Regions from separate parts of the Homo sapiens genome. Here all the other regions are linked to region 1. The links are chromatin loops, found by intact Hi-C in ENCODE. Cell type or tissue: PC-9. All regions are shown on one strand.

Region 1 (8,000 bases):
CTGGGTGGGCGCTGATTCCAGATCCTCTTCAGCCCCCCAAGCGGAACTGGGTTTCTCTTGAAGGTCCTAACCTCAGCTCACACCACCTGCTACTACCTTTCTGGGTCTTGGATTTTGTTGTTACCCAGGCCCGGGGTCATCCCAAAGGCTCTTGATAGCCCTGTGGCTGTGCTTGCTAATACACTGTCCTCATCTTTTGTCAGCGAAGTAAATCCAATAATGTTTCCTTCTCTTTAATCCAAGCCAGTCTTCATTGAAAACACTTCACCTCTAAGCTCTCAGGCTCTGCAGTCTGCCCTCTCCAACCTTACCCCTCATGCCCCACCTTCCCTTTGTCCCCATCTTTCCCTTCTGTTCCAGTCATTCTCATGGGCCATGGAGAGTGGAAGCCTGGGAGGGCTTTGCCAAAGTCCAGTTGCCTGCTCACTTTCCTAAGGGCCAGAGCAATGGGGGAGGTGGGGGAGGTGTGGGCACCTGTATACATTTGTGTTGAAAAAGGTACCCAGGCTATTCTGAGGTCCTTTTCTGCCCCCAGCCTGGTTTCTGGGCCTCCCTGGAGTCTCTCTTTCTGGCATTTGTGTTCTGGAATCGCTTATCAGCCTGGACTCCTTCATCAGCAGCTGCCACAGTGTCTTTGCAGTCACACTACACACCTTTACCCCGATCCACTGACCTGCTGTCCCGGATGGCCCTGGTGTGTTCTCTCTGTTCCTAGCCGCAGAAATTGCTGGTGAATGTCACCAAGCTAAGCGGTGTAGCTTTATAACAAGTGGATTCAGCCAGCTGGGACTGGACGACTGAGAGTTTGCAGCCCCTGCTGGACCCTGTGTAACTGTCCAGTTCGCCTAGCTATTGGTTTGGCCCAGTGGTTTTCAATTTTGGCTGCACATCAGAATCACCTGGGGGAGGTTTAAAACCCTACCTCTGCCCCCATGCCCTGGGGTTCACACCCAGAAATGCTGACTTCATTGGTCGGGGGCTGGCAGGCCTGGACATTGGCGGTTTGCTTAGAAGCTGCCCGGGTGGTTCTCATAGCAGCCAGGGTCAAGCACCACGGCCTGTTCTTACCTGGCTCCCCAGGCCCCCTTTAATCTCCCTCTGCAGCAGATTGGCACACATCGCATTGTGGAGCAAGCCATCTGATAATTTTCCTTAATCGTCTTTGAAGATCTTCCCTCTGCCTGTTGATCCTTTAAGGAAGAAGTCTCCTTGCCAGGATCGGCCTCTCCAGTCTCTGGATCCCTTCTTGCTTGCTCTCTTCAGAACCCATGAAACCTCTCTGGCTGCCTTGACGTCAGCCAGATTGGACTGCCCAAATAGAAAGGCAGAAATCCCTGTCGAGGCCAGACAGCAAGGATGGAGAGAGGCAGGGGGTGAAATGAAACACACCAGGAGGAGTAAAGACAAGGCCTTCTGATGTCAGCCAAGAGCAGGTGTGGATTAGGCAGTCCTAAGTTTGAGTCCTGGTTCTGCTATTCATTGGCCAATTGTATTCTCCCTCCCTCTACGATGAGGTTAATTACAGTTACCTCACTGGGATTTGTGAGGATGGAATGAGGTAACAAAACATAAAATACTATCAGTACAATGCCCAGCTCATAATGAGTATGCAGCAAATGTTCACCCTTTAAAAAATGCCACGGCCGGGCGTGGTGGCTCGCGCCTGTAATCCCAGCACGTTGGGAGGCTGAGGCGGGCGGATCACGAGGTCAGGAGATCGAGACCATCCTGGCTAACACAGTGAAACCCCGTCTCTACTAAAAATACAAAAAAATTAGCCAGGCGTGGTGGCGGGAGCCTGTAGTCCCAGCTACTCGGGAGGTTGAGGCAGGAGAATGGCATGAACCTGGGAGGCGGAGCTTGCGGTGAGCCGAGATCACGCCACTGCACTCCAACCTGGGTGACAGAGCAAGACTCCATCTCAAAAAAAAGAAAAAAAGTCCCTTTCTACCTTCAAATTCAGGAAAATTTTCTTTAGTCCAACAGATGTAATCCCCCCCTCACTCCCCCATCCCCACTGGTATCTTTATGTACTCAGGTGACTATTACCATATTCTGCTTGGACTGTTTTTATACATTGCAGATAATTTGAAGATATGGACTTAGGTAGGTTTTTAGATTTATAATAATTAAGTGATGTTTTTCTATCAAGTGATGAAAGTTTCAACAGATATTTGTTAAAATTTAATTTAGCCAAAGGAAGACATGCCATTTCAGCAATGTGATCTAAGTAAAAGTGTCTTCTCTTTTTTTTGGTGGGGAGAACAGAGTGTAGAATGATATTAGTAAGATAGAGAATTGATGACCAAACCATAACTGCTAGCATTTTAGTAGAGGACACAACAGAGAAAGGATTCTCACGTGTGTTATTAGGATCTTGGATGAGAGTGGGCTGTTATTTTAACTTTGGCCCCTGTTGGAGCAAATTACTCTTTGGGGGCCCGGTTTTCCTCAGGAACTACCTACAGAATTCAGTGAGATAGATTTTAGAACCCTTCTGAATGCTGCTGGTTTGGAGATTCTGTCTGTAGCAAGTTTTGTTCAGTTGTTAATCTTTCTTTCTTTTCTTTCATTCTTTTTTTTTTTGACAGGGTCTCTCTATCACCCAGGCTGGAGCAGTGGTGTGGCCCTGGCTCACTGCAGGCTCAAGCGCTCCTTCCACTTCAACTGCCCAAGTAGTTAGAACCACAGGCGAGTTCCACTACAGCTGGCTAATTAACAAAAATTTTTTTTGTAGAGATGAGGTCTCACTGTGTTGCCCAGGCTGGTCTCAAACTCCTGGGCTCAAGTCATCATCCTGTGTTGGCTTTCGAAAGTGCTGGGATTGCAGGCATGAGCCACCACACCTGGCCAACTATATGTTTTCTATGTTTATTATATTTTCTGATTTGTAATGTATTTTAAAATTATCCCAATAATATATGAATGCAATCTTGAAAAATACTCAGCATAGCCTTTAGGCTAAAAAGTGGAGGTCTGCCATTTCTCTGCCTTGCCCCATTCCCTTCCCATGTCTTATTTTCCCTGTTACCAGGTTGGTGTGAAGCCTTTGAGACCTTTTTCTCTGCACACCCATATATGTGTTTTTTCTATGTTTTTATAGTATTGTTTCATTTAAAAAATAAACTAGGTTTTTGAACTTGAGAAATTTCAACTCGTTCTGCTCAGAGCTTTGTTTTATTAAAATCAGTGCCTGGGAGTTGCTCAAGTCTTTGGGCTGTGTCGCCCTCTAGTGGTAGCCCTTTGGCTTACAGCTGCCATTCAGCCCTAGGGCTGGGGTGGAAGTGATGGTTTTGTGCCCACAACCTGATGGCAGGGTTGGCAGTGTTTAGTTGCTGACAAGTGTCTAAAACTCAATCTAGGCCGGGTGCTGTGGCTCACGCCTGTAATCCCAGCACTTTGGGAGGCCAAGGCGGGTGGATCACCTGAGGTCAGGAGTTCGAGACCAGTCTGGCCAACACGGTGAAACCCCGTCTCTACTAAAAATACAAAAATTAGCCGGGTGTGGTGGCGGGCGCCTGTAATTCCAGCTACTCAGGAGGCTGAGGCAGGAGAATAGCTTGAACCCAGGAGGAGGTTCCAGTGAGCCGAAATTGCGCCATTGCACTCCAGCCTGGGCAACAAGAGCAAAATTCTGTCTAAAATAAAATAAAATAAAATAAAATATAAAAGTCTAGTGAGCCCTGGAGTGGTGTTTGCCTTGCTACCTCCAACTTGCCCTTTTTAAGAGACTTAAAATTTGTGGTAACTTTTCACATGATGTGTATTTAGATACTGCTGAGTTAATGAGGCTGCTATACCTGGCTGATTTATTGTTTGCTTTCAAAGCAGTTGTCAAGTGGTGTCCACCCATCCCACTGATGGATTTTTTTTCTTTTTTCTTTTTCTTTTTTTTTTGAGACAGAGTCTTGCTCTGTTGCCCAGACTGGAGTGCAATGGCATGATCTCGGCTCACTGCAGTGTCTGCCTCCCAAGTTCAAGCAATTCTCCTGCCTCAGCCCCCTGAGTAGGGATTACAGGTGTGTGCCACCACGCCTGGCTCATTTTTGTATTTTTAGCAGAGATGGAGTTTCACCATGATGGCCAGGCTAGTCTCGAACTCCTGACCTCAAGTGATCCACCCACTTCAGCCCCCCAGAGTGCTGGGATTACAGGTGTGAGCCACTGCACCTGGCCCCACTGACTGTTTATATCTGTTATACTGTTCTTGCCTCTGTGCCTTTTGGGTTCCCTGTCATGGCAGCATCCTTACATCCTCCACCACCTCTGAATGTTCCCGCACCTTCTCTTTCTAATGGAAGCCTGGCTGGCCCTTGAAGACACCGCCAACCCTGCTGGTCTCTTCACAGAGTATCCACCCAGCAACCTGGCCTGTCCATTCTTGACTTCTTCTGGTCCAGCTGCCTTTCTGTACCTCATTTTAGTGACCCTTTTTAGATCTCGTCCAGGTTAGCCTCTAGAACCCTGATCTCAGGCACCCCACTCTGCGATCTTCCGTTCCCAGCCTTCCCACTTGAAATCGTCTTGGAAATCCCGGGCTTTGCCAATCTGTGGACCCACCACCTTTTCACCCCCTTTCCGGTGCCCTCAGGGGACTTTGCTGTAGCCTGAACCTCATGGTCCCTTCCTGTAAACAGCCAAACTGCTTTGTACTCCCTGAGGAGACCCCCGCCCCGGTTGGACACCCCACCCTGGTTAAACCCACTTTCACAATTATTCCAAAACTGCCAACTGGACTTGCATCTCTTCAGATCGGCTGTCATCACTCATTGTATCAGGAATCTTATTACACTTTTGCAGCAGTTTCATCGGTTCAGAGAAAACTCTTTCATACCTTCTGCTCATCAGTTCTCCACACCTCCCATCATTCTCCTAGCTGATGACTTTGCTGCTTGTCTCATTGAGGAAAGAAGCCGTTCAGTCAGTGAGACCCCCTGTCTCGCCTCCACCTTTCCACCTGCTGCCGCGGAGGCTTCCCCAGCTCCTGTCTCACTCAGGCCCCTTGCCACTCTCAAGGCATCTTCTTCCTGCTTCCCAAGGATGTCACTCCTGCAGTTAACCCTTTTTCCTCCTGCATTATTCGTTTCTTCCTTTCTTCCGCATCCTTCCAAATAGCGTAAAAACAGGCCTTATGACGTTTCTCTTTAAAAATGTCCTTACCAGTGCCACGTCCCTCTTGGCCACTGCCCCTGTTGTGCCTCACTCCGTAGAAAGAAGTGACCTGTAGAGACTATATCCTGCCCTCTCCAGCGCCTGCCTTCCGATTGCCCCTTCCAGTCTAGTAACTGTGTCCATTCCTTCTCCAATGACCGGGTGACAAGCTGTCCCTTCTGAGAGTGCCAGAGGGTGTTCCCCGGGTGGGAGGCCGGATGTCAGTGCCAGCTGTGCTGTCCTGGGTGAGCCTGTGAGGGACCACATCTGGTCAGACTCGTGCATGGCCTGCCCTCATCTTCCTCCGCCTGCGGTGCCTTTGAGAGCATTGACTCCACTAAGCCCGATTTCTGTGTGGCATGTTGTCTGTTCCTCCCCGGCCTCCTCGATGGCTCCTCCTTGGTCTCCCTCTGGCTACTCCTCTGCTTCTCCGCCTCCAAGTGCTGCTCCAAGTGCCTTCTGTGCTCTGTCTCCATCCATCCCAAACCTTCCAACACTCTCTGTAAGTGGAATCTCACCTTGAGGCTGCCAGCCCAGCCTCCTCACCTCTGTGCTCCATCTTTAGAGAGTCACCTCTCTGTCTGGCATTCCCACTTGAGGACCAAGATGATTCTCAACCTTAACGTGGCCCACATGGAGCCGCTGCTCTTCCTGCCCAGATCTGCCTTCACCACCACATCCTGCCCACTGTCACTAAACGGCACCAGCTCTTACCTGGTTTCTCAGTAAAAAAACAAGTTTATCATCTTCCCTCACATACTTTATTCAATAATAATCACTAACATTTATTGAGTGCTTCCTATGTGCCTGACACCATTCTAAGCATTTGAAGAAGAGTGTATTAACCTGCATGAGGAAGGCTATTAAAACCTATGTAATTAATTAATTAATGGATGGATGTGTGGATGAATGAATGGCAGGGTCTTACACTGTCACCCAAGCTGGAGTGCAGTGGTCCAATCATAGCTCACTGCAGCGTCAGACTCCTGGGTTCAGGCAGTCCTCCCACCTCACCCTTTTGAGTAGCTGGGACTACAGGTGCTTGCCACCAGCTAATTTATTAAAAAACATTTTGAGAGATGGGGTTTCATGATGTTGCCAAAGCTGGTCTCGAACTCATGGCCTCAAGCGATCCTCCCACTTTGACTTATAGATTGTGGGGATTAGAGGTGTGAGGCATCGCGCCTGGCCTGTAATAACCTATTTGTGAATGAGAAAGGTCAGGCACAGAGAAGTTAAATAATTTGCTCACAGAAATTTCCTGTGTTGCAGCTGAGATTTAAATCCAAGCAATGTGTTTCTAAGCCTGGGCTCTTAACTGTAACACTGTCCTCTTCCCCCCACCAGGAGGGTGTGTGTGTGTGTGTGTGTGTGTGTGTGTTTCTGAATCTGACCAGTTGAGGCAGGCTTTCATGTCATTCTCTCTGGCCACCCCCTTCTTTGTTCACCTCCAGTCTTTGGAATAGTCAGAGCGATGTGTTCATGGTAGAAATGAAATCACATCAGGTCCTCAGTGGCCCATCACATTTAGAACTAAAGCTCACTCTTGCCTCATGCCTCTGAGCCCTTATATGATCTCGAGTCACCACCCCACTGCCAGCCTCTCCACTCTCTTCTCTGTGCCTCATGCAGCCCAGGAAATATAATTTGGACCGCAAATGCCAGCCACCTATGTACGGTAACTTTTCTAGTAGTCACATTAAAAAGAAAACAGGTGAAATGAATTTTAATGCATTTTAGTTAACTCATGATATCAAAAATATTTCAACATGTAATCAGTATTCACACAAAGATTAATCAAGTATTTAACAGTCTTTTCTTTTGATCCGGGGTCTTGGAAGTTTGACCTACCACCTCTCAATTTAGCCAGCCACATCTCCAGTACTTGGCAGCTGTTTGTGGCTACCTCATGGACAGGGCAGGTCCCGCCACCCGGGCATCCGTCTGCCTGGCGCACGCACCAAACGGGTTCCAGTCTGGGGAAGTTGGCATCTGCTGTTGTTACTTTTGGTCAGAACGCCCTTCGCCTGCATCCTCACGGGGCTGACTCCCTTTAGCCTTGAAGGGGACCGTTGCTCCGAGAGGCCTGAACACTCCAGCTGCAGCTTTCTCCCCAGTCATTATTGAGATCAAATTCACATCTCTTACAATTCACCCATTTAATGGGTGATGCAATGCGGTGGCTTTTAGTATATTCACACACATGTGCAGACATCACCATAGCCAATTTTAGAAAATTTTCATCAGCTGAAAGAGAAACCTTGTATCCTTTAGCTATGACTTTGTGATTCCCTGTTCCCCTGAGCCCCTGGAGAACCCTATCTTTCTGTCTCTGTAGGTGTGCTGATTCTGAATATTTTGCATAAACGGAATCATACTAGGGGGTCTTTTGCTTGGGACCCCTTTCACGTGGCGTGTTTCCACGGCCCATCCCGTGTGATAGCATGCATCAGTACTTCATTCCTTTTTATGGCAGATAATAGCCCATTGTATGGATATACCACCTGTTTTTTTAAAAAGTCCATTCATCAATTCATGAGCATTTGGTTTGTTTCTACTTTTTGGTAGAATGATGCTGCCATGAACACTTGTGTGCAGGTTTTTGTGTGGACATAGACTTAGGAATGGAATAACCATGGAGTTACGGTAACTCTACATTTAAGCATTTGAGAAGCTGCTGGCCTGTTTTTCATCTGCACCATTTGCATTCCCACCAGCATCAAGTGGGAGCTCCAGTCTCTCCATATCCTCCCCAGCAGTCGGTTACCCTTTTCTGTTGCCTCTGTAGCACTTTCTAAACATAAAATTAGCTTATTTCTTTGCAGGTGTCTATTGCACCCCCCAGGAAT
Region 2 (8,000 bases), 160 kb before region 1:
ATCAGCGCCCATGGAATGGAGAGGAAGGAAGTGGCATTGGGCAGAGGGAGAAGCTGAGCTATGAAGGCCTCAGCCGACCCCGCAGGGGGCTCTGGAGCTGAGATAGCTTTTTAGAGTTGCCCTGAGTTGGGGCAAGGGGACAGGCACCTGCTCATGAGATAATCAGTCATTGGATGGTGGCTCCTCCAAAAAGGAAGCATGACCTTGGGAGGGGCATCTCTCTTTGGCAGAGGCAATGCCAGAAGGCGGCTCACAGCTGAGGGCTATCTGCCGGCAACACTTTGAGCACCTAGGGGAACAAGTTCTTCATTTCTGCAGAGGAATCTCAGCACTGTGATATAGCAACCATAGCAACGAAACACAAACATAGAAAGGAAAAGTATTCCAGGTAGAGGAAACAGCAAATACAAAAGCCCTATGTTGGGACAAAAGGAACTTTCTATCCACCCTCTGAAGGTTTGCTCTCTGAAATAGACTTGATTTTAGACAGACGAACAGGAGAAAAGGCATACAAATTTATTAACATGCAAGTGCACATAAGCCACACAACGTGTGAAACTCAAAGAATGGCCAGATGGTTGAAGTTTAAATATCTTCTTCATAGGGGAGAGGGAAGGGAGGATATAGGCAATTTTAGAGGAAGAGCAAATGATTTTTAGGGGAGATGAATGGGCTTGAATAATAGGCAATAGCGTGGGCTCTGGCTATGGAGTCTACTCTAGTCCTTCTTCCTGCAAAGATATCCGGTTGATGAGATATCTGGGGAAGGAATTCCCAATAATTGGATATCTTCTGGAGGATCTGGCATTTAGGTAGATAGGGGAACTTTAGGGAGACCCTCCTCTCCCCACCATATTTGCTGCTTCCCAGATGCACTCAATTTGAAGTCCAAAGTGGCATATTTGACACATTTTGGGGTATCTATTTTTTTCTTTTTTTTTTTCATTTAGGAAGAGGGTCTTGCTCTGTTGCCCAGGCTGGAGTGCAGTGGCCCCATAACAACTCACTGCAGCTTCAAATTCCCAGGCTCAAGCAATCCTCCCATCTCAGCCTCCCAAAGTGCTGGGATTACAGGCATGAGCCACTGCACCTGGCCTGGGGTATCATTTTCTAAACCCCAACAGTACAACAAGAGTTAGCTTGGCATGTGCAAGCAATGGGAAGAAAAAATACAAATCCATCACTAGGAATGTCACAAAAGACAGGGAGCGAAGAGAAGGCAGGAGCTGATTGTCCATGAGTTCAGTATTTATTCTAGTAGCAGTGGGGAGTTTTTTGAGGGTTTTAAGCAGAAGAGTAACAGGATTTATTTATACTTTCAAAGATTGCCCTGGCTGCTGTATGTGGGCCATAGGGGTGAGTGTACAGCGGGGAGACAGCAGGGCACAGTTGTAGCAGTCAGGGTATGAGGCTACAGTAACTTGGATGAGGGTTATGGCGGTGAAGCTGATGAGGAGTGGCTGAATTCAGGATTTATCTTAGGGGATAGAGCCAATAGGACTTGCTGATAGGTCGAATGTAGGATATGAGAGGGAAAGAGAACTAAAGATGACTCCTAGGTTTGTAGCCTGCCCAACTGGGGAGCTGGCTGGAGCATTAGCTAAGATGGGGAAAACTGGGAAAGAAAGAGTTAGGGTGTGGGTATGTGTGGAACGGAAGGAAGATAGAGGGGCAAAGAAGGGCTCAGGATTGTTTTGAATATGGTAAGTCTGAGATTCCTGTCTTAGTTTTTGTTCCCAGAGAAAAATTCTGAGATAAGAGTTTGAATGCAAGTTTATTTCGATAGTTTATTGCATTTATTGTTATGCAAACAATATTGCAATAAACTTGGATCCTTGGAGGCGAGCCAAGGAAACACAGATTGGGTGATGTGGAAGTAAGACAGGGAAGAGAGGGCAGGCAACAAGGGGTGAGTTTATTTAAAAAGACACCAGTGTATATACCAGTGGAGCTTAATACTGCTGGAGAACTCTGGGAAACAGTACAGAGCATGTGCCTAACAGTGGTTCCCTGGGAAAGGTAAGGAGGCTGGGGTAATTATCAACCACTCCCGTCAGTGCTCTGGGATTAATTGATTCCTTGGGGTGATTGATTCCTTGGCACTTGTGCCATGTAGGCTGGAGCACAGCAGGCTCTGACAGCCAGAGGACATCCCAGGCAAAGAGGCAGGGGCTGGCAACTGGAAGCCAGGCTGGTGGGCACTGAGATGGCAAGGGCTGAAGGGATACTGGTGGGCAAGAAGAGTTTCATAGTCAAGGCCTGATTAGGACACCAGATAACACAAGGAGAGGGGCTGGTATTCGGGGAGGTCAAGTGCAAGGGCCAGTATCACAGTTCAGTCTGGAGTCACAAAGAGAAGACAAGCAGTAGGTGAGGCAGCAGTTAGATCAGAATGACGCCCATGGACAGAGCTTATGGGCACTGGCACATCTTTTGAAGACCCTGAGTCAATATTAAGAGTGGACATCTCCAGTTCTAGAATCTCAGTGGATTGATTGAGATTGGGTGCATCATCCAAGGATGTCAGAGTTGCTTCTGCGGGGAACTTGCCTAAAGACTGATTAGGTGACTTTTCAAGGCTGCCTACAAACCTGAGCTTCTATGAGTTCCTCTTTTACAAATGCAGAAATCGTGGTGCAAGAAAGATAAGAAAAACCCTTAGACTCTAAAAGTGTGCTGATGCCCCTAGCTAAAGAACACTGCACACATGAAAGCTCATCGCAGTGACTTTTTCCACAAAGGAGGTGTGAATATTTTATCAATATTCATGAAAAATAATTTTGTAAGGTAAGCATGTCAAAATATGTCAAACCCGAAGGTCACATTTTCCAGAATTCTTTTTGTCCCATATTATGTTTCAATGCAGCATCATCTTTCTGTCCAGCATAAGTGCCCCAGGCAATGGTAATCATTTCATTACTTAATTGAAGTCCTAATTATATTAGGATCTATTGTCAAATGTGGTCCTGTCTTCATTACAACACTTCATTACAACAACCATAAGTAAATGGAAGTGTTGGACTTTTCCTGTAAGAATAGTTGAATTTAACTTCTCAATCTTGCTCTCTTTCTTTCTTTCTCTCTTTCTTTCTTTTTTTTGAGATACAGTCTTGCTCTGTCGCCTAGGCTGGGATGCAGTGGCGTTATCTCAGCTCACTGCAACCTCTGCCTCCTGGATTAAAGTGATTCTCCTGCCTCAGCCTTCTGAGTAGCTGGGACTACAGGCATGTGCCACCACACCTGGCTAATTTTTGTGTTTTTAGTAGAGACGGGGCTTTTCCATGTTGGCCAGGCTGATCTTGAACTCCTGAGGTCAGGCGATCTGCCCACATTGGCCTCCCAAAGCGTTGGGATTACAGGTGTGAGCCACCGTGCTCGGCCAAACTTCTCAATGTTTCATTTCCCACCCCAGCTCATCCTACCTTTCTGAGCTGGTAACCAAATTCAAGGCATGAAGTTTTTTTAACCAAAAAGAGCAAAACCTTTGTAATTTAAATATAATCAGCCTCCCATTTGGGAGATACTCTGCAAACATCTTCATGACACTCTGGGACAGCTGCTATTGTCCTCTTGGCTGCAATCCCTACATTAAAAATTCATGTTTGTGTCCTTTCTCGGTTGTTTGGCTTAGCTTTACTCTTAAAAAGTGTTTATGGGCCAGGCACGGTGGCTCATGCCTATAATCCCAGCAGCTTGGGAGGCCAAGGCAGGAGGACCACTTGAGCCCAGGAGTTTGAGACCAGCCTGGGCAATATAGTGAGACCCTATATCTACAAAAAAAATTAAAAATAATTAGCTAGGCATGGTGGTGTATGCATGTAATCTAACTACTTGGGAGGCTGAGGCAGGAGACTCACTTGAGCTCAGGAGGTGAGGCTACAGTGAACTATGATCATGCCACTGCACTCCAGCCTGGGCAACAGAGAAAGACCCTGTCTTTGAAAGAAAAAAAAAAGTGTTTATGATCCTCCCCAAATAGACTCCATCCTTTTATTTCTCACTGAACTCCCAGACAGAGGTTCTTAACCTGAAGCTCATGAGTCCTGTGAATTTATAAAACAGCTCCAAAGACGCCACAGATACCTCGAAATTATAGAAAATTTGATCTAGCTTTGCATTTGAGCCTCTCCAGGGTAAAAATCTTTCTACAGCTTCTAAAAGGAATAGGTAACCTAAAACCAGGCAAAACAAAACAAACAAACAAAAAACACCCCAAAACTTTGCTGTTTTAAAATCCCCATTTTAAAAAAAGATTATGTAAAAATAATTTTTCTTTTTTCATTTTGTTTTCATCTTTAAACCAGCTCTCCAGAGCCTCAGCCAGGCTGCCTCATCATCGAATCATTCTGAAATATCTTCCACAAACCTTCCCCTTGTATTCATACCAAATAGCTCTCAGCTATACTCCAAACCCATGCAATGAGGTAGAAAATTACTTCCCTCCCCCTCCGATTCTTAAAGTGGTTAATTTTTTTTTCCTGGAATGGACATTATTAATATTTCAAATTTGTTCTCATTGCTTTATAAACTGTAACCATGGATCCAGCTCTAATAAAGATGTCCCAGTGAGTTAATCATGCTAGGGAACAGAAAAACTCAGGGACATTCAGAATCACAGCCAGAAGGGGGCAATCCTTCTCACATCATACCTAAGACTGCAGCTCCTGTCAGGCTGCGTGTTCATGTGTAAGGCACCACAGGCCCCGTGGTGCCAGCTCACCAGCTCATCTTGGTGCCAGCTCACCAGGTCACGTGCTGACTTTACCAGTACATGTATGCTAATTAGTTATCATCCAATTGTTTGCCTTCCTAAAGGAATGAGGGCATCATCTCCTAGAATTTGTCTTCTAAGCTCTTCTCTTGACCCCGGAAAGAAATAGTGGACTTCATTGTTTTAGGGTGTTTCATTTTTGGAACACGAATTGCAGATGGGTTCGTGGTTGGCCGAGAGGAGCCAGGCCGAGAAGTTTGGCTATTTTGTCAAAGGCAATGAGAAGCCACTGAAGGTTTTAAGCAGAAAAGAATTACAGATTTGCATTTGAGAAGTATCAGTTTGGAGAATAAATTAGGGAGGCGTAAGATTTGGAGGCACAGAAGCCAGGTGGAAGGCTGTTTTTCAGGCTAGAAAAGTGGTAGTCTGTTGTAGGTTATATGCAATAGATTTGGAGAGAATGGGTTAGATGCAGGGATGTTTATGAAATGGGAATTGACTGGCTTACTCTGGAGGGGATGGGAAGGGAGGCAGAAAGGAGTCACAGATGACATCTTTATTTGTAGATTGGGTTGGAGTAGATGGTGGTGTCAATTAATGAGATAGGAAACCTAGAGAAGGAGTAGTTTATTTATGGGGGAAAAAAGATATGAGGAATTGAACTTGGGACATGCTGATCTGGAGGTGCCTACAAACCATTCAAGAAAAAGTGTCCTACAGACAATTGGAGATGCAAAGCTTGGAGCTAGGGGAGAGGTCTGGGCTAGAAACACAGGCCCATTCCCTCCATGGAGATGGTAACTGACACCATGAGAGTGAAGATTACCCAGGGGTAGGGATGATGAAGACAGAACAGGGTCCGGGAGGGAACGCTGAGGAAGACCAATATGAAGACATGGATGAACAAAGAGGGGACTAGAAAGAAGTCAGCAGGGGGACTGGAAAGAAGTCAGTAGAAAGATGTGTTATCACACAGGTGAGCCTTGAGGACATTACACTAAGTGAAAAGCCAGTCACAAAAGGACAAATACTGTATAAGTCCACTCATAGGAGACATCTAGAATAGTCAAACTCACAGAAAGTAGACACCAGTTGCGGTGGCTCATGCCTGTAATCCCAGCACTTTGGGAGATCAAGGTTGAGAATCACTTGAGGCCAAGAGTTCAAGACCAGCCTAGGCAACATAGTGAGACCCCCATCTCTGCCAAAAAAAAAAAACTAAAAACCTTAGCCAGGTGTAGTAGTGCATGCCTGTAGTCTCAGCTACTCAGGAAGCTGAGGCAGAAGGATTGCTTGAGGCAGGAGGATTGTTCGAGGTTGCAGTGAGCTGTGATCACACCACTGCACTTCAGCATGAGCAACAGAGGGAGACCCAGTCTTGGAAAAAAGAAACAGAAAGTAGAATGGTGGCTGCCAGAGGCAGGGGGCAGCAGGGAATGGGGAATTGTGGTTTAACAGGTATTGAGTTTCAATTTTGCAAGATAAAAAGAGTTCTGGAGACACATGGTGGTGATGGGTTATGGCCACACAGCAGTGGGGATGTACGGAATGCCACTGGTCTGTGCACTTAAAGATGGTTATGATAATAAGTTTTATGTTTTGTGTATTTTACAACCTTTTAAAAATAAAAAGTGTGTGCTATTGTGGGAGCCAAGATAACAGAGCATTTGGGGGGATGCAGTGTAGTCAGGAAGCATGCCAAAAGCCAAGTATGATTAGAACTAAAACATGTTTATTTATTAATACTTTACCAACGTGGTGACCACTAATGTTCTTTTTAAAAGTAGTTTTCTAGGCATGGGGGGCACAGAAGTCAGGTTTCTATGGATTAAAGACTAGAGGGTTTCCAGTCAAGTTGGCCTTGGAAGTTCAGGTCCTCCTCTTTGCTGCAATATAACAAAACATAAAAACATATAAAAACACATGAAAATATAAAAACAAAACAAAAATATAAAAATAGGCCAGTATAAATAGCACATACACACTTGCTGCAATAAAGCCAAGCTACAAAGGGTTTCCTGACTGCTCTTAAATATTCTCAACAGCATTATGGGGCAGTATTTCCTTGTCCTCAATACAAGACCTGGGCCTGTGGTGAAGTCAACTGTGAAAGGGGAGTGAGGGGAAATGAGAGAGGGAGAGGGAGAGGGAGAGAGAGAGAGAGAGAGAGAGAGAGAGGGAGAAATAAGCCAAAATTCTAAAACATACAAAAACAATTAAGAAAGGCATCCAACAAAATCAACAGTCAAAAGATAAATTCATTCTACATGATTGCAGTAATAAAATATTAAACTATTTAATATATATATATATTTAAGATCTACAGAGTAATAAATGAAGAACTTACATACCTAATAGAAATTTTATCAGGCAATAAAGGGAATAATGAAGAGAATTGTGAAAAGAAATAACAAGAAATATTTGAGGAGAAGATGGCTGAGAATGTTCCATCACCACAAATATGTCCTTAGATCAAAAGTATTCTCCCCATGCCAGAAGGTTAAATAAAAATAAAACCACACCTAGAAATAACATAATGAAACAGCTGAATAAAAATTCCAGAGAGAAAATCTTAGAAGCTACCAGAGAGAAATAGCAGTCAGATTAGCTAAAAGGGAATAGGAATTAAACAGCCCCATATATTTCTCATCAGCAATAACAGAAGCTAGAAGACCATGAGGTGGTATCTTCACAGTGTTGAGGGTAATATAAATGATTTTTCAAGTTATTATTCAAGAAGGAAGACAAAACTAAGACAGCAGGAATGCACCAGCCACCAATATTCCCTATTAAAGGAGACACGTCAGCAGAGAATAATGTGAACCCAAAACAACAGTGTGGGACACAACACACAATTGTGTAGACAGACATCAATAAAATAGTTCAGAAAATCATTGTTTTAAAAATTATCTTTCAGGTTTTAAAAAGGTGGAATTAAAACTCTAGAAACAATTACAAATATGTATGAGAAGGTTCACAGCAGTTTTATTCATAGTGGCTAAAACCCAGAAACAAGACAGGTGTAATATTAATAGGTGAATGGAAAAATAACTTGTGATATATTCATACAATAAAATATTACTTAGCAAAAAGTACACAAAAAGACTGATAGGTGAATTAATATGAACAAATTTTGCAGAAATGCTGAATGAAAAAGCCAGACCCAAAAGTGCACATCAATACTCCATTATTTCATTTATACAAAGTTCAAGAACAGACAAAATGAATTCATGGTGTCAACACAGGGGTTATACTTAGAAGGGAAATATTTGTTGGGATGGATTACAGG
Region 3 (8,000 bases), 59 kb after region 1:
TATTTATAAGTTAAGTGAACTGGCAAATTCTTAAATGGTAAATAAAACCTTTCCTACATGCTATAGGTAGTTATCTAAATCAGGGCCTAACAAGCTTTTTTATTTATTTTCCTGTAAAAAGCCAGATACTAAGTAGTTGAGGCTTTGCAGGACTGATGGTCTCTGACATAGCACTAAAGCAGCCTTGGGCAATACATAAACAAAGGGGCATGTGTGTGAGCTGATGGTCCACGGGCTGCAGTCTGCCAACCTCTGATGTTATAAGCCATTGATTTTCTACAACATATATATTTAGAACTGGGAGTGTCAGTGTTATTTTGTCATGGTTTCCAGATTAAACTCTTTCATATTGCTGCTGGTCGGTCAATGACAGACTAATTCTGCTAGCATTGACTTTCTGGGCCAGGGAATGGGGTTCCTAGATAGTGCAGTAGCTTTTTATTTATTTTCTTTTCCATTCAAGGGTAACATGCTTAAAATACAGCGTATGAAGCTTTTGGATATCCACTGTAAATTTTAAGGTCTAAAAATGAATGCAATTGTGAAATGTTTTTGCCTTAGAGAAAACGCTCTCACTGCTTTGTGTTAATAAATGCATGAAAAATAATGATGAATTAAATGCATACAAACAGATGCAGACATAATTTAGATGAGTGTATTGCAATTAAAATATTGCCCACTTTCGCTACGGAATATTCGTTGGACTTATGACCTTAGTGTAAGTAATGTTTAATAAGGAATCTGCAATGTGTAACTCCTCCGTAAATTATTAAAAGGATTGGCATTCCTACTGTATAATATCAACACAAGGGATAGAAAATATGCCTGGATTCTTAATGAATGTGTGCTAACGTTCCTTCTGGCATAGGAATGTGTAGTAAATACACTTCAAGGGTTGTTCGCATTTTTATCCGTCATTGTTATAGGCATGTTATTGTGTGTCTCCTATTGAAGAACTGATTGATCATTGTTTTAAGCTTCTGTGACTTTTAGATGCTTAAAACTAGGCGTTCATGGTAGGAAAGTAGAGAAACATGTGGAAGAAATACTGCGTTTCAAGTTTGGGAGTGGCTGGTAGAAAAATCAAACTAGGCTAGTCTTACAGCTTTATCGCAGTTTTGTTTTTTTTCCTAGTAGGAAAATGATAGTATTGGTTGTATATTAAAACACTCTCTCTGACACTGACTTGAATCACGTGCGAGTTCATTGAGAACAGGGATTTTAACTTGGTTAGGTGATTTTAAACATTATTTAGCAAATCTGGAAAACAAAAGAGAAATTTTCAAATATCTTTCTTCCACGGTGGTGTACTGGCTCTCTGGAGTGTGATTTCATCTTCTCTTATTATTGCATATGTAGTCAAGCCATCATGTTCTTGAAGTGAGACTTCACCCACTAGTGGGGCCGTATAATTCAGGATCTTTTGTTTGTCCTTACATAGTTTCTTGGCCTGGAATGTCAAAATATCAGAAACTGTTCTTTCTCTGGAATCATCTGTCTCCGTGATGGCCTCGCCATCTGTACAGTCATCCAAGCTAGGGACCAAAGAGTCGTCCTTTACTCTCTCATCCTTCCGGCTGCTGTGTCTGGCTTTCAGTGTTTGTGTAGAGCAGGGGTCTCCAACTCCTGTGGCGTGTTAGGAAGTGGGCCGCACAGCAGGAGGTGAGCCATGGGTAGGCGGGCAAAACTTCCTCTATTTACAGCTGCTCCCCATCATTCGCATTGCTGCCTGAGCTCCGCTGCCTCTCGGATCAGCCACCAGCATTAGATTCTCATAGGACCATGAACCCTATTGTGGAACTTTGCATGTGAGGGATCTAGGTTGCACACTCCTTATGAGAATCTAACGCCTGATGATCCGTCACTGTCCCCCATCACCCCTAGATGGGACCATCTAGTTGCAGGAAAACAAGCTCGGGGCTCCTACTGATTCTATATTATGAAGAGTTGTATAATTATTTCATCATCTATTACAATGTAATAATAATAGAAATAAAGTGCACCATAAATGTAATGCCCTTGAATCATCTCCAAACCATCCACCCCACTCCTCCAACCCCCAAACCAGCCTGGAGAAAAATTGTCTTCCACAAAACCAGTCCCTGGTGCCAAAAAAGTTGGGGACCGTTGGTGTAGAGGACTCCTCAAGCAGCGTCCATATCTGCCCTATTCTCTCTATTCCTCCACCTAGGTATAGAATTCTATCTCTAAGACACAGACAGACCATGTTCCTGCCTGGGCAAACACTTCGGTGACTGTGCATTGCCCTGGGTGAACGGGGGCACAGAGGTCTTTGTGACGCCCTGCAACGCATCCCTCTCCGAGCCGCGGTGCGCTCTTCCTCCTCTGTGCCTTGCCGGTGCCCAGAACCACCCCCTTCTCCCTCTTTGCACAAGTGCCTTGCTCTCTCCTTTCTCAGGCCAGTGCTGCTGATCTGTCTGTGTGACCCGGGTGCACAGTCCTTGGCTCTGTGCCTGGCCCTGTGCAGGTCTCTGTGGTGGCACTTAGCACATGGCGCTAAGATTCTCCCTGATAGGCCTTCAGCGCCGCAAGGGCCAGCACCGAGTCCTGCACATCCTGCTCTAGTCCCACATCGGCCCAGGGGCGTTGAGCTGAGGACAGCTCCCTACCCCCTTTCTGTGCTTGGCCGACTCCAGCGCCCGTTCTTCTGCCCCTCCTTGGCTCTGCCTCCCCACCCCTTGGCTGAATCTCTCCTCCTTTCGTGCTTGTTCTCCAGGTGACTTATTCAGGTCCATATTTTCATTACCCTTGCATTTCATTAATTTTCTCATTTATTTTATTCTGTAGGTTTAGGACATTCTTTAAAACATGCAGGTTCTGAATTTTAATAATATAAAAGTCCTCTGTGAGTGCCCATCACATTGCTTTTCTGTCCTCCCTACATTAAAGTTAGCACTGATGCCTTTATGTTTAAGGAAAGCCTCCTGCAGAGGGGCTCTGCCCATGTAAGTTCATTAGAAGGCAGGTGTACAGCCTCTGTCACCTGAAGACCTCTTAACTGTCTATTCCTTCTCTGGTCTATCGAGGTGTATTGGGGGGGTTACAGCACCCTCTGGTGGCCATATTGTCAGGTGCATTTTTGTTCTAGCCAAATAAAATGATAACACAAATCGAATAGTCGATTGGAGTTCTTTTTCAGAGGACATCGTTAATTCACATTTTGTGTGTTTCAGCAGGTATTTAAGCCATTCTCGAATAGTGACACTTATGCAGAGGAGAGAATGATTTTATTTAAGTAATTTCTACTTTTTACATAGCTAGTTTTAAAGTAGATAATACATAGTCTTAAACTTTATTTCCCCTTTATTTCTTTCTTTTCTGTTAGAGAATTTCTTAAACTTGTAGAATTATCCAAATAAAATGCCAGTCACTAAAAAGGAATAATTAACCAATAGTGGGAAAAAATTAAATTCTTCAAATGAAGAGTACTGTATTCATTTCATATGGTCCCAGAGATAAAATGTTTAGGATTCATTTTTAGTTTTAAATGTTTATGAATCAGAGCTTCAACACTCTTCCAGGTTTCTTTAAGAAAGGAATTTGTCTATCTACGGATTAATTAATTAGCAGAGCCTCTCTGTGTCACCAAGACTGGAGTGCAGTGGTGCGGCTGTAGCTCACTACAGCCTTGAACTCTTGGGCTCAGGCAACCTTCCCACGTTAGACTCCCAAATAGCTAGACCATGGTGCATGCAACCATGCCCAGCTAATTTTTTTTTTCAATTTTTCTGTAGATACAGGGATCTCGCTATATTGCCCAGGCTGGTCTTGAACTCCTGAAGGCCTCAAGCGATCCTCCTGTCGTGGCCTAAGAAAGGAATTCCTCATATAGAAAAATATTGTTATATAAATAGTTGCCTATATCCATGCTGTTTATGGTAACAGCTAAGGTTCATCTCAAAAGTATTTGTATTTGGCTTTGGAATAAAAAGAAATTTCCCCTTTCATAGGGTTCTGAGATTGTAGGAGTTTTTAGTATTTCAAAAAGTTAATGGAACAATCTGTGATGTGAAAGAGACTCAGAAGAGGCTAGAGAGGTCTTTAACACATTTTTTTTTTGTATTGTTATCCCTTCCCTATAGCTAACTTTGTAGATGACATTGTTTTTCAGACTGATGATTGTGACCCTCAACCATGGCAGCAACAATTTTTAATTTAAATTTTTTAAAATGCAAGGTTGGGTGATTTTCTCTCTGGATGCTTGAGTTTTGTTTTTGATAAAAATTCTACCAGGGGCAGGGGAAAGAGTCCATTAAGTCTTGGTGCAAGAAACCTGGGCAGATTGCCTAAGTGGATATGCATAGCAAAGAACTGAAAACAGAGTAGGGGGTGCTGAAAACACCCACAGAGGAAAATGCGGGGCGGGGGGTGAATGCATCTGCTCATTTTGTAATAAAGTCCTTCCTTTCCTTTAACATCTCTTAATGTTACAAATACCAACAAAAACCATGCATGTCTTCAGTGGGACAGAAAATGAGGGAGGCATTTAGGGAGAAAAAAGTGTCAGTTGAGATGATGTTAAAATAAAGTTTATTTTCTTTGCAGTTGCAGACATTAAGATTTATTCTCTGGGCTGTTAGGACAGTTCCTGCAGCTCTCTGTGGTGACCTGAGCATTGATACCTTTTTTTTTTTTTTTTTTTTTTGAGATGGAATCTTCCTCTGTCTCCCAGGCTGGAGTGCAGAGGCGCAACCTCAGTTCACTGCAACCTCAGCCTCCCAGGTAGCTGGGACTACAGGCACCTGCCACCACACCCAGCTAATTTTTGTATTTTTAGTAGAGATGGAGTTTCACCATGTTGCCCAGAGTGGTCTCAAACTCCTGTCCTCAAGTGATCTACCCACCTTGGCCTCCCAAAGTGCTGGGATTACAGGCGTGAGCCACTGCGCCTGGCCTGTGCCTTGGTTTCTCAGATATTTCTGCCCCTGTAGTGTTCTATGCACTATGCAGGGAGGTCCTGACTGCTCAGAGCTTAAATTCTGCATTCCTTTATTTTAAGTGTTTGGCCAACTGCAGAGGAAGGTACCTTGAAAGATACTCCCTCTCCTCCCTCACTGCTGGGTCCCCTGTCATAGGAGACCTGGCCTGAGGAGGCTTCTTCCTGGTAACCTGGGTTGTCACTGGGACCACATCTTCCCATAAGAATAATGCTTCAGGTTGTATGGGAGAAGTGTCTGACAGCAGTAACTTCAGCACACCCTGAGAATGGCCCTTATGGCAGACACACCGGACAGCAGTCACTGAAGAAATGAGGGTTGCCACATGGAGGTTGCTGGGAGGAGGGTGCTAAGTGAAGGTGCTGTATAAGCTGCATGCTTTTTACAAGCAGTTGAAGTTCTGCTGTCCAGCCCAGAGCCACTGGGCCACCCTATAAATAAGTTCCTCCAAATAAACCCTGTGCCTTGTTTGTTAGCTCTGGGTCTCTTCTTTGGCTTCTTCAACTTGGTGCTGTCCCTGTTGAAGTTAATACGGGTTTGGCACAACACAGGAGTAGACGGTTACCTGTACCCTGCCAGCTGTCCTTGCTACAAACATTTGCCCAGAGAGTGGCATTTGTGCCGGTTCTTAAAGTGTTTCTTGAGCTGCACATTAATAGGCCATGTCCTCTTTCAACCTGCCCTCTGGCTAGGTAGAACAAACACTCTTCACCTGGGCTCTGAGCCAGCTGCTCACCTGCAGCACCCCCCTCCTTGGAGATAGCTTTTCATGTTGCATCTTACCGAGTTGATTGAGTATTCACTTCGAAGCTCCATGCTGCACGCATGGGCCTGTAAATAGCTTTTTCGTGCACTTGTGGGTGTCATTTCAGATCGCTTCATCGGATTTCAGTTACCCAAGTTTTTACTTGGTTCACCGTAAGTTTGCAAAAAAGACTTTTTGTTATCCTGAACATTGCAGGTGGAAACATGATTAATTTTGAATTATTTTTGTTTAACTTCTACCCTCTTTCCTATTTACAGCCTATTTTGTTTATTTTAACTTCCGCTGTTAAGACTTCTAAGGCCAGGCATGGTGGCTCACGCCTGTAATCCCAGCACTTTGGGAGGCCAAGGCGGGCGGATCATGAGGTCAGGAGATCAAGGCCATCCTGGCTAACATGGTGAAACCCCGTCTCTACTAAAAATAGAGAAAATTAGCCAGGCGTGGTGGCGGGTGCCTGTAGTCCCAGCTACTCAGGAGGCTGAGGCAGGAGAATGGCGAGAACCTGGGAGGTGGAGGTTGCAGTGACCCGAGATCGCGCCCCATTACTTAAAGGAAGTGGGCTTGTGTTTTGTGGCCTTAAGGATGTAATCTGTTGGTAGGAGGGAATGAGGGTGTCCTGGTAGGGGTGTCTGGCTTTAGTGTCACCATTCTTTTAGGAATTGCCATGTTGTGGGGTCACGTCTTGTAGGAGAAACGTTCTGAAGTCATGGGATTCTCTACCCTCCTCTCCTGCTCTTGGTTTCCACCAGCAGCCTGCTTGGTGTGGTTTTGAAATGGAGCAGAGATGGTTTTGATGAGCCTCACTGGAGGTGCTGCTGAGATTACCGAGAGGCCTTGCTGGGCACCTGGAGTCAATCATGCCGGGCACTAGCATCCGTCATCTTAGGAGGTAGGGATTATTATCCTACCTCCTAAGCCATCCCTGGAGTGGTGGCTTGGAGAAGTTTTCCAGAGAAACCGATCAGTTCATAAAGTTTCTGTAAAGGATTAACACAGTGTAGTCCAGAAATGTTTGTTCATGAAGTCTTGGTTTTTGGGTTTAAGAAAGTGTTCTCCTGTCTGGGCGTGGTGGCTCACGCTTGTAATCCCAGCACTTTGGGAGGCTGAGGTAGGCGGATCACGTGGTCAGGAGATCGAGACCATCCTGGCTAACACGGTGAAACCCCGTCTCTACTAAAAATACAAAAAATTAGCTGGGCATGGCGGCGGGCGCCTGTAGTCCCAGCTACTTGGGAGGCTGAAGCAGGAGAATGGCGTGAACGCAGGAGGTGGAGCTTGCAGGGAGCCGAGATGGCACCACTGCACTCCAGCCTGGGCGACAGAGCGAGACTCCATCTCAAAAAAAAAAAAGAAAAGAAAAGAAAGTGTTCTCCTAAGTGCTGCTCACCCTTTTTCCCAAACAGGACCTAACCCTGCGAGGGAGGGTGAATTAGGCCATTTGTTTACAGTTTCATCAGCACCAGGCGTGCACGGCGTTAGTCATGGTCCTTGCTCTCAAGGCACTGTACTTGTAGCAGCAGTATGGTGCAAATGTGCAGCTGAACAGTGGGCACAGGTTCCTGGTTAGCATTTAGTGCCACAGGAATGACAGGGAGGTCTTAATTGTGATCGGACCGTGGGAGCTGGATTACCCCAGACTGTAGCTCACTTCCCTGTAAGCTTTTGGTAGGGAGCTTGGAATTAGCACCATTAGTAGAAACAGATTTCAAAGGGAATGGTACCTGTTCCGTATGAAACACTTTAAAACTCCCGGTGTCCACACGTCTTTAAAAAAGAGGCTTAAAGCAGTTTCATTTCATCAACCCCAAACTGGAGAAGCTATGAATGACCACACTGATGAATATGTCCTAAAATATATGTATATTATATAAAGTGTAAAAACAGACAAGCAGGAACATACTACCAGTTTCTATCACAGCTACCCTTAAACTATCATTGGAGGGCAATTAAGTGGGTACAACCTCTAGCTATTTGGAAATATGTATAAAAATGACAAATGCCTGGTTGGGTGCTGTGGCTCACGCCTGTAATCCCAACACTTTGGGAGGCCTAGGCGGGTGGATCACCTGAGGTCAGGAGTTCGAGACCAGCCTGGCCAACATAGTGAAACCCCATCTCTACTAAAAATACAAAATTAGCCGGGTGTGGTGGTGCATGCCTGTAATCCCAGCTACTCGGGAGGCTGAGGCAGGAGAACCGCTTGAACCCAGGAGGCAGAGGTTGCAGTGAGCCAAGATCGCGCCATTGCACTCCAGGCTGGGCAAAAAGAGCAAAAC

What was found. Peaks named below come from ENCODE experiments on the same cell type or tissue, not always from the same donor. Only the 100,000 strongest peaks of a DNase experiment are listed, where the experiment ranks them.
Region 2: it touches region 1 in a loop (14-fold over the local background); 24 of 110 quality-filtered maps call a loop at or near these places.
Region 3: it touches region 1 in a loop (10-fold over the local background); 14 of 110 quality-filtered maps call a loop at or near these places.

The regions. Positions count from the first base shown.
Region 1 is chr18:58,118,857-58,126,856 of GRCh38, forward strand. The region is part of intron 1 of NEDD4L (NEDD4 like E3 ubiquitin protein ligase); the gene reads left to right. Among named protein-coding and RNA genes, the nearest start is that of NEDD4L, 79 kb to the left of the region's middle. RefSeq lists an enhancer at 7,083-7,582. In PC-9, a CTCF peak has its summit at 3,229 (motif pointing left); a DNase peak (open chromatin) is centred at 3,225; H3K27ac peaks cover 1,566 bases.
Region 2 is chr18:57,954,810-57,962,809 of GRCh38, forward strand. It overlaps LINC01897 (long intergenic non-protein coding RNA 1897), which reads right to left and starts at 6,818. Exons shown (of 2, transcript XR_007066389.1): 1 at 6,693-6,818; 2 at 6,427-6,597. In PC-9, CTCF peaks have their summits at 4,604 (motif pointing right) and 4,805; no DNase peak of the experiment used is centred here.
Region 3 is chr18:58,177,866-58,185,865 of GRCh38, forward strand. The region is part of intron 2 of NEDD4L (NEDD4 like E3 ubiquitin protein ligase); the gene reads left to right. Among named protein-coding and RNA genes, the nearest start is that of NEDD4L, 140 kb to the left of the region's middle. In PC-9, CTCF peaks have their summits at 3,085 (motif pointing left) and 3,288; DNase peaks (open chromatin) are centred at 3,046 and 7,197; H3K27ac peaks cover 2,123 bases.